Linked DNA regions of Homo sapiens: region 1 is linked to region 2. The links are chromatin contacts, found by Hi-C or POLR2A ChIA-PET in ENCODE. All regions are on one chromosome and are shown on one strand. Each heading gives the region's core, a stretch centred on a gene start or an enhancer-like site at or near the end of the contact. The rest is flanking DNA. Distances are from core to core; before and after follow the strand shown. Region 1 overlaps LOC105369368 (a long non-coding RNA gene). Region 2 has its middle 23 kb from the start of MIR3164.

The links. Hi-C counts contacts between places; a loop is a spot of excess contacts on that map. ChIA-PET counts read pairs that join two places held with the same protein, here RNA polymerase II (POLR2A). Pooled maps may share reads with other maps.
Region 1: a map of GM12878 shows a loop between it and region 2 (2.5-fold over the local background). The contact joins two enhancer-like sites. A Hi-C loop is called at or near these places in 7 of 168 maps with a recorded cell type or tissue (CD4-positive, alpha-beta memory T cell, Caco-2, GM12878 and 4 more), 8 of 37 single-sample maps with no recorded cell type and 15 of 50 pooled maps. POLR2A ChIA-PET finds 5 or more read pairs at or near these places in 1 of 52 experiments (PC-9).

Annotation. Positions count from the first base shown.
Region 1 is chr11:69,248,400-69,253,679 of GRCh38, forward strand. It overlaps LOC105369368 (a long non-coding RNA gene), which reads left to right. Exons shown (of 3, transcript XR_001748070.1): 2 at 1,404-1,569; 3 at 2,368-2,773. Among named protein-coding and RNA genes, the nearest start is that of MYEOV, 43 kb to the right of the region's middle. Within about 2 kb of position 3,617, at least 4 of the 41 ENCODE cell types and tissues checked have a DNase peak (open chromatin) inside an H3K27ac peak, as active enhancers do.
Region 2 is chr11:69,104,259-69,108,944 of GRCh38, forward strand. No RefSeq gene overlaps it. Among named protein-coding and RNA genes, the nearest start is that of MIR3164, 23 kb to the left of the region's middle. Within about 2 kb of position 2,378, at least 8 of the 41 ENCODE cell types and tissues checked have a DNase peak (open chromatin) inside an H3K27ac peak, as active enhancers do.

The sequences.
Region 1 (5,280 bases), core at 2,367-4,866, 150 kb after region 2:
GTAAGTCCTGGACGGTACTCAGCCCTGATGTGGACCTTGTGGATATTTTTTAAAAAATTATTTAAATATTTTTTATTTACAGAGTGATTGAACAGATCGTACATAGAGTTCCATATACCTCCCACCCTCTCTGTTTCCCCTATTACTAACATCCTGCATTGGTGTGGTATGCTTGTTACAATCGATGAGCCAGTATTGATACATTACTGAGTCCTAATTTTTTTACTAGGATAATCACTAAAATCCATATTTAGGTTAGAGTTCACTCTTTGTGTTGTACAATCCGTGGGTTTTGAAAAATGCATAATGACATCCATCCACCATGATAGTATCAAACAGAAGACCTCCACTGCCCTAGAGACCCTTGATGCTCCTCCTGTTCCTCCCTCCCTTCTAACCCCTGGCAACCATTGCTGTCTTTACTGTCTCCACGGTTTGGCCCTTTCTAGAACATCACAGAGTGGAAACCATGCGGTGGGGAGCCTTTTCAGATTGGCTTCTTTCTCGGCTCACAGGAAGAAATGATGAATTGGGGATCAGACACCTGAGAGTTGGGATTTTTTTTTTAATTACATGCCTTTTTGAAAAACTGGACTTTGTATTTATAAGCTAGGATCTGTGATACAGAAGGAACCATCGGGATGGGGAATCCAGAATGTTGAGTCAAACCCCACCGTGGTCCACCTTGACCTTCTGTCTCCTCATCAGTAAAATGAATGGGTTGCATTCCTCTTAGTGCTAACTCTACCTAAGACTTTGATGGAGAGGAATTCTCCAACCTGTCCCTGTACCTCGTGATAGTGTTGATTTCACTTCACACTCCTCCATGTCTTGTTGCAGCTTGCCGGCTCATTTCTTCTTATTCCTGAATAACGTGGGAGTCTTCTCTACAGATCCTCCCAGGTGGTTCCACGGGGGAGCTGAGTGGAGCTTCTGTGATCTAGTGACCTAGTCCCCAGCATGGAGTGCTCGGAAGTGCCCTCCTTGAACATGTAAACATCCCACCAAGTTGCCTCCCTTCTCTTGCTATTTTGATGTAGCTTTCTTTTCAATGGTCTTATTTCTGGGTCTAGCCCCCAGACACACTTTCCACCCCATGTCCTAACCTACACTCTGCAGCACATCGCACCTGTGCAGGGTGATCGGTGATTGCAGGCCTGGGTCCACGTCTCTGCTCTGCTTCTTGCTGGCCACGAGGCTGCGTGCTCCTTACTGGCCCCTGCGTGCTCATCTGTACAGTGTGCAGGAGCAGGAGCATCTGCCGGCAGACTTCTTGTGAGATTCTAGTTCTGAGGCCTCCAGACGGCGTGGGTGCACCGCCTGAGTCCTGCTGCATTCTGTCTGCTGCAGACCCAAGCCTGGTTCCTGCGTGGGGTCCCTCACGGGTGGTGTGTGTTTCACAGGGCAGCAGGGAGCCAAGGGGCTGGGGCTGCCCGTGGGGAGTGTGTGAATCAAAGGAGCAGACCGCAGCTGGAGCCACCTCGCCTGGATTCCTGAACGCAGACTCTTGACAGACCGATTGTGTAACGGCATTCCTCCCAAGGAAACACGCCTGCCCCCTCCAAGAAGGTGCGAGAGCTTCCCAGACACAGAAAGGGCCCTGCTGGGTAAATCAGTTCTTCATTATTCCGTTCCCGAGGCTCTCCTATTGGCCAAGTGCCCGGCACCAGCAGACGTCTGCCCGCACGGGGTCGGTCCGCATGGGGTCGGTCCGCACGCAGCTGACGCTGAGGCTCAGGTAGTCTCTTTGGTCCCACTAAGCGGAGGATGCATTCAAAAGGATGCAAATTTCCATCCATTTCCTGTCCCCCCTGCCTGGGATAAGGGGCCTGTTGTGGCTGTGCAAGCTGGCTTTCTGGTATCTAAATACTTCTCTGGTGAGGACACACCTGTTCACATCTGCCTGCACACCACAGGCAAGCTGGCTTTCTGGTATCTAAATACTCCTCTGGTGAGGACACACCTGTTCATATCCTGCCTGCACACCACAGGCAAGCTGGCTTTCTGGTATCTAAATACTTCTCTGGTGAGGACACACCTGTTCACGTCCTGCCTGCACACCACAGGTGGGGTTTATTGTGTGGGGCTGGGATTTGGCCAGCCGACTTCTGGAACTCATTGTTTATCTCTCCATCACTGCAACAAATAACCCCCAGACCCGGAAATGCCACCTTCGACTAAGGCCTCAGTGTGGGGTCATCAAAAATGGCAAGCTGGCCAGCCCCGAGGTGGGTGAGGACCAGTGCAGGCCTTGTCCTCTTGGAGTCAGGTAGGGCTGCTACTGGCAGGTGGCATGAGGTCTCTACCGCCTCCGAATGACCCCGCACCCCTTCTCCTTTCCTTTCTGCCCCTCCCTTTTTCATTCAGGATGGAGGCAGAAGAGGTGCTGAGTCTGGAACCCATGGCTGCTGCGGACGAGGAGCTGGGTGATGCTTGCCTGGGCACCGTATCGCTCTCATCCTGTTTTCTCGCCTGTGAAATGGGAATGGCGCTCATGCTTCTCTGTGGGATGCTGGGAAAGGAACATGAGGGCGTCCATGGAAGTGTTTGAGGCATGCCTGCTCCAGGGGGAAGCTCCAGAAATGACACCTATGATCTCCCAGCTGTGTTCCCTTTAAGTTAACAAACACTCGTCTGGTCTGGGGCTGGGGTACAGCGATGAGGATGACCTGGTCCGAGCCCCAGGAATGTGGGCCGTAGGAAGGGCATGGGCATGAAAGACGTGCTCAGGGGACCCCTTCCAGGTGTCACCAAAGAGCCCTGGGTTGTGGTGTCGGCGGGAGCAGGGCAGGTGGGAGGCGGTGGGGGTGGGCAAGGTCTCGGACGCCAGATGCCTGGGTTCACAGCCCAGGCCTGCCTGTTACCAGCTGTGTGATTTCACCTTTCTGAACCTCAGCTTCCCCAAATGTGAAATGGAGTCGATGCTGATAGCAGCTTCTCCTGGGGTTGTTGTGAGGCTGAAACGAGTATTTGCACAATACACAAATACTTGATGCCTGGCAAAAGGTATCTAAGTGTGTTAAATATGTAGCTGTGTCTACACATCAGGGGGCCAACCTCACTGTGCTGAGAGGCAAAAATGGAGAAAAAAGGGAGGTTGCCAAGATTTTGCTCCTGGTGGCCCCAGGCTTTGGAGTTTCAGAGACGGGTGAGAGAGGGAGTCGGGGCAGTCAGGACCCTGGTGTGAGTAGCATGCTTCGTAAAAGTGACTGGGAGAAACCTTGGGACGTCCTTGTCTAAACTAGACTCCTGGCCTGCGGAGAGCCACGCCCCACCTCCCTCAGTCCCTACCATTCGCTATCTTTCTGGGCTGCCTGTACATCCTGCTGCAGCCTTCCGAGGGCCACCCGGCAGGGAAACCGGAGCTGCAGGCAGGAGGCACAGGCCGTTTCATCCACCCGGGGATGGGAGCGAGTTACAGGTGTGGCCATTGTTCCTGAGCACAGGTGGGGATAATGCATGCTGACAGCCCAAGGATGGGCCCCTGGCAGCCTCCATCGGCCTGGCCCGAGCCCCAGGGCAGCCCTCATGGGCACCCAAATTACAAAACGTCCTGTGAACTCTCCCCACGGTCCCGGCCTCTTCATGTGCTTCCAACGCCGGCGGCTTGGACACACCTGGGAGCAGCCACGGCCCATTCACGAAGCACTTTGGTGAAGGTCACCAACTGCAGGGACAGAGCGGGTATTGTCAAGGACGCCAGCCTAGCCTTTGTGCCCCGCCGTCTGCCCCGACCACAGGAATTCCTCACACTCACCCTCATTCACACCAGGAGGGTGCCCACTGCCACTGGGGGCGGCCTCCCTCCCTCCCTCCCCATGCTATTTTCAGGCAGGAGGCTGGAGCCTCGGCCAAAGGAACCTCACCCACGATTTTCCAAAACCTGATTGCCGTGGCTGTGTCTGTGATGGGCACAGACCCAGGGGCCGGGCCTGCCAAGACTCTCCCCGTGTGAATACCTGCACAGGGCACCTCCTGTGGGAACCGGGAGTCACACAGAGCCTGGCATTTGTCCCCAGCCTGTCTTGTGACATTAGGTAGATCAAAGCCCCATTGTAAAAAGTCATGTTGCCTCTGTTCATCTGCTTGGAGCCTGTGTCCTAGGACGGCCCTTCCCTCGGCTCTGGCTCGGGGAGGGAGCTGACCGCCAACACATCTGCTCCCATTTGGGTCCTAGTGTTCCTCCTGGAAGGAGCCCCACCGAAAGTGAAATTGCCTTTCATGGGTCTGAGGCTGGGGCACACCCTGAGAAAGAATGAGAAAGCATGGGGCAGCGCAGCTCCTCTCCAAAGTCTTCAGAGGAACAAGTTCCTACTTGGCTCTACTACGGAACAGCAAGAAGGCAGAGAAAAATGTCACTGATGCCAAAATCCTGGAGGCTTCCTGAATCGGCGATGAGGGGTGGGGAGTTGGCAGAGGCTGGGGTGGGGGCAGCCTCTGTCCAGCAGCCCCTTGGGGCATGGCAGGGAAGGAGGTGATGGAAGGAGGTGAGAAGACACGAGGCTTTGACAATCCTGAATTGTGAGTGGTGGGGCGAGGTCAGATCCTTCCAGAGGGACAGCTTCCCCTTGACTCCCAAGCCTGACCGTTGTGTGTCAAATGAGGGGCAGTCAAATTGCTCAACCACCTGAGTGGTAGGTAACTTGTGAGCTGGAGGGATCTTTACCCACCTTACAGTCCTTAGGTAGTCCATTGGTATGGGCTGCCTGGAGCATGTCTGAGATGGGAGGAAAATGTGCCAAGATGGATTAGTAATGTCTGGATGGCTGCCAGTCTCTTAGTGATGGTGTGTGTGTCATGTGTTTGCCATCTCTGGTATGTTAGTCAGGATAAGCTAGGTTTTGCTGCCATAACAAATAAATCTCCAAACCTCAATTGCTTATTGCTGTGAGAACTTATTTTCTCTCACTCAAATCCCAAAGTGAAGGGGGTGACTTGTTAGGACAGCTGTGCTCTACATAGTGATTCAGGGATCCAGCCTGTTTGCATCTCATGTGCTAATGGAGGGTCACATGGTGCTTCTCATGGCCTCAGCCTGGAAGTGACACACACGTCTCTTTTTACTTTTCATCATCCAGAACTGCTTCTGTGCAATCTGATCCCTGACTCCCTCAGAAGGCAGCAGGGGTCCAGGAGGGAAGAAAGTGGGATGGGTCTGTGGGGCAAAGAACATTATCTCTACCACACTCAGACCCATCCTCTTTGTTATAGAGGATTGGGTTTCTATAACTCAATAGGGATGTGGGATGTGGTTTCTAGACAAGAAAGTGACTTGAACAA
Region 2 (4,686 bases), core at 1,128-3,627:
GGCCAGAGAGTGGGGTGCAGGTATCAGGAATGAAGGGATGGGGGCCAGGGAGGCTCTAGCATCCAGTCTTCCTTCTGATCCCAGCCTTGCCATTTGCAGCTGTTTGGTGTTTGGGCAAATTATTGGACCTGCCTGAACTTTAGTTTCCACATCTGTAAAATGGGCCCGTTATTTCTCTGCACTGCACTGGCATCAGTTGCTGGTTCTCTGTAGCGAATGGAGATGACAGAGTCGGTTTGTACAGGGCCAGGAATGGTGTCCTCAGAAATGTTCCGGGGGTGGCCCCAGCTTCTCCTCCACCCGCTGGCTGCACAGACTCCTTGTGCCTTGGGTGCCTCATCTGCAGAACGGGAATAACCACAGTTCCTGCCCTGTTGGCTTAAGGCGAGGACAGGTGGGAGATGGGCCCAAAGCCCTCCCAGGTGCCTGGCCCGGGGCCAGCCTTCGATGCAGATCAGCCTCCGTGCAAGTCAGCTCTGGGGCTCAGGCATCTGGAGATGGTCGGGGAGGCTCTTGCAGATCTTTCTTCTTTCCCCCGAGACCCTGGCTCCACTGTGAGTTTTGTTGGCATTATTGGAGGGCGGTGGGGAGTGAGTGGCGGCGAGATGGACCTGGTAGCGATGACAGTTGCCAGCCACATCTCCAAGGTGGACTTGGTCCCAGCCTGGCAGCACAGGTGAAGCTGGGAGTGGTGCGTGCAGGGCTCTCTGAGTAAGCGGCATCCCAGAGCCTTCCTCTTGGACACTGACCGATGGGACATCGGGCCACGCAGCGTCCACACGCAAGCACTTGCCACCAAGTGTGTCTGCAGCGAGAAGATGCCAGGGGCTTGTGTGGCAGTGGAGCTGTCAGCGCCCACCTGCTGGGTCGAAAGCACCTGTCTCTGCCCAGAAGGGAGGGTCCCGTGGTGGGTGAATGAAGGTTGGGTTGGTTTCACAGACCCCCGTCGTGCCCACTTTGCCTGTCTCTCTGTCTAGACTGAGGCCACGTCAGCTGGCAGGGCCTGTGAGCCCTCTGGCCTTACATTTCCTTGGTCTGGGCCTCTCTGTGTCACATGGCGAATGATCCCTGAGCAACAGTGCCACGTCCTTGGGGAGCTTCGGTTTGAAGGGGCCCCTCCATGGATCTTTTGTAACGTGAGCCATTGCCCCGTGGGTTGGGGTTTCCATGGATTGGTGGGGCACACCGCACCTGTGGTCAGCCCCCACCCCCATCTTTGAGTCTGGGTAAGACAACTCTGGCCTTGCCCGGCCCGGGGTGCCCCCACAGCTCATTCACCTGGCACAGAGAGGCAGTGAGCAAACCAAGAAAGGCACTTTTGATCTGGGGACGGCTGGCACGTTTGCCAAGAGCCCCCAGACAGCCCTGCCTGGCTCGAGCCCAAGACAGCTTCTCAAAGGGCAGTTCCTTTGAGAGAGACTGTTGGGAAACACCTTTGAAAAATGGCTTTGTGCAGCCGGCCTGGAGGGCTGTGGACCGAGCCCCAGGGCTCCTCCTTGGCCACCAGCCTGGGTCCCAGGACGCAGGGCCATATGGCAGGTTTAGAAATTAAGCCAGGCCCTGACATTCCTGTGTGCAGCTCCGGAGGCCCCCTCCCCGCCCCGTGCCTGCAGCCCACTCCCTACCTCTGCCAGCCCGGGGCTCAGCGCCTGCCCTGTGCTTGGGGTGGGGTGAGGAGCTGGGCTTCCACGCCAGCCGACTGGGAAGCTTCTCCAAGTGGTGAAACCCAAGGGAAAGCCGTGGAGTCTTTCCCCGCTGCCACCCGCCTTGGTTTAGTGATGCTCTGCTGGGCCACGTATCCTGCTCTCAGAGTTCAGAAGGGACTTAATCTATTTTTGTCCTGTTCAGCCAGGATGATTATCTTTAATAAGGCCATCTTGAACGTTTCCTTGTCAGCTCGTTTTAAGGAAATGTTTGCGCATTAAGCATTTTCCCACAGCGGTAAGACAATGTGCTGTCCCTTGCCAAAGATCACATTTGCCATCCTCGGCGTTCCTGCCTCTGGACGGTGAGCCTGGAGGCTGGCCAGCCCATTGCTGCCAGGGGCCCTCCATTGATCACTATCAGGATGTGATTGATTAATATCATGGAGGAGGAGGCCTGCGCTTGGCTGGCCCGGAGCTCCCTGCTGCCGAGGGGCTCTGTGGGCAGGGTCCATGACCACTGGCAGTGGGGAGGGGCAGCAGCGAGGTGGTGCATGGGCTCCGGCAGGTGGCCTGAGTGATGGGCTGAGCTTGGCCGTAGCCGTGTGAACCGGCCGCCCGGCCCTGCCCCCAGCTCTTTGAAGCACTTCCAGTTTGCCCAGCTGGGTACGTCCAGTGCAGCCCTTTACATTTCCAGTTTGTCCAGATCCACAAAGCAAAACCAAACTTTCCAGGTCCCCTGAGGCCTGCTGGCCCTGGCTCCCAGGCCCGGCTGCCCAGTGAGGCGCTGTGGGAAGGTGCCTCTGGGTGATTCTCTGAGCCCGTGGGCAGGGGACGGAGGGAGCTTGTCCCAGCCTCCTGTCCTTGGTGAACTGCTCCAGTGGGGACAGGCCTCCCTCCACCATCTTCCCACTCAGGGCTACCCAGAGGCCAGGCTCCCAGGGCCCAGCCCTCACCTGCTGAGTGACCAGGGCAGGGGACAGCATCTGTATCTGGCTGTGTGGGGGCCCAGCCACAGAAAGGCAGGTGGGACAGCAAATGGCAGAGTTTGGGGTTTTCAGAGGCCACAGCTTCTGGGGAGAGGAGGATCCCTGAGCATGAATGGTTGCAACAGGATGTGGGGAGGGAAGAGGAAGAACTGGTCCAGACAGAGAAGGAGTAAGGAGGGCCCAGGGCAGTGGGCAATGCTGTGTCTGCTCCATATCCAAGAGGTGGTGCTGGGGCTGATGCCTGCGGAGAGGTGGGCAGCCCAGGGACTGCCTGGCCTGCTTGAGAAGCTAATGGCTGGATGGGTAGGGCCATCCAGTGAGGGTATTTTCTAAATTGGAAAGTCCCTGATTTTTTGGGAGCTGGAGAACTTTAAAGTGGGAAGGGCCTGTGGAGAACTTAGCATCAGGTCCCCTGGTGTTGGGGAGGCTGAAACCTGGCATGGCAGGAGTGGCCCAGCCCGTGCTGCTGGGAGAGGACCAGTGGCTGCTGCACTAAGAGCTTACCTGGGGCAGGTCCACGGGTCTCTCACAGTGCAAACCCCATGGCCTGGAATGCAGTATTCATGCCAGAAACACTGAGAAAGGCTCTGCCATCCAGGGACTATGCTGTGAGGGTTTGCTGAGCACCAGGATTTTCTGAGCAGTGGGGTTTGCTAAGCACCTGGGTTTTGCTAAGCACCAGGGTTTGCTGAGCACTGGGGTTTGCTGAGCACCAGGGTTTGCTGAGCACCAGGATTTTCTAAGCAGTGGGGTTTGCTAAGCACCTGGGTTTTGCTGAGCACCAGGATTTTCTCAGCAGTGGGGTTTGCTAAGCACCTGGGTTTGCTGAGCACCAGGGTTTGCTGACTACCATACTGCCTTGGATGCCACAGTGAATGCAGGCACAGCCCCACCTGAATGTTGCTTCAGCCTCCTCTTATCCCAGCTCTGTGAGATGGGGCCCCCACACCCCAGGGTTGTCCAGAGTATCACACCTCAGGATTGTCCAGAGTATCACACCTGGTCACACCCTCCTCCTCATCTTGGGAGAAGCCTCTGTGACCCACCTGCTCATGCCCGTGTCCTGGGCTCGGTGTTGATGCTCCCACCCCACCCCATTGCAGTCATCAACAAAGTCCATTTGAACCTCCAAGCACATTTTTGGTCTGCCTCTCCTCATTCCCTCTCCCCTGTCCCAGCCCCGCCATCCAACACACCTGGAGGACTATAGTGGTCCCTGATGGTCCACCTGTTTCTCCACTGCTGACTTCTCTGCTCTGTCTTTGCACCCGCAGCAGCTATTGGATCATGTCCCTCCCCGTTGTGAAACTCAGCCATGGCCGTCCACAGCCCTCCACCCTGGTCCCCAGCCTGCGTGCACGAGCCCCTGCCCACTGTGAGCCTGCCACCCCTGCCATGTCACTGGCCAGCACTACACCTCCCAGCCTCAGGGCCTTTGTCCAGGATGTTTGGATTGGGCTGAATGATGACCCCCTTAACGTATGTCCAAATCCTAACCTAGAACCTGTGGGTGTGACCTTTTTGGAAAGAAGGGTCTTTGCAGGTGAAATTAAGGTAAGGGATGAGATCATCCTGGATTATCTGTGTGGGCTCAAAATCCAATGCCAGGTGTCTCATGAGAGAAGAGGTGAAGACACGGAGAGGAGGAGGAGGATGCACGAAGACAGAGGCAGAGACTGGAGTGATGTGGCCACAGTCAAGGAACACCTGGAGCCCCCAGGAGCTGGAAGTGTCAGGAAGGACCCTCCTCTAGCACTTTCAGAGGGAGGGCGGCCTTGCTGACACCTGGGTCTTGGGCTTCGGGTCCCCAGAACTGAGAAAATAAGTCTGTGTTGTTCTGAGCCACCCAGTTTGGGATGGTTTGTTACAGCAGCTGCAGGAGACTTGTACACATTTGTTCTGCCGACACGCTTTTCTCATTCTCACACGCCTTTCAGGTCTCAGACCCACTCCCTGGGGGAGGAGCTCCTTGGTGCCCATCCAAGCACCTGCCCCTGCCCCTTTGGGAGCCCCACCACAGTCTATGATCATGCATTTATTGATCACTTATTAAC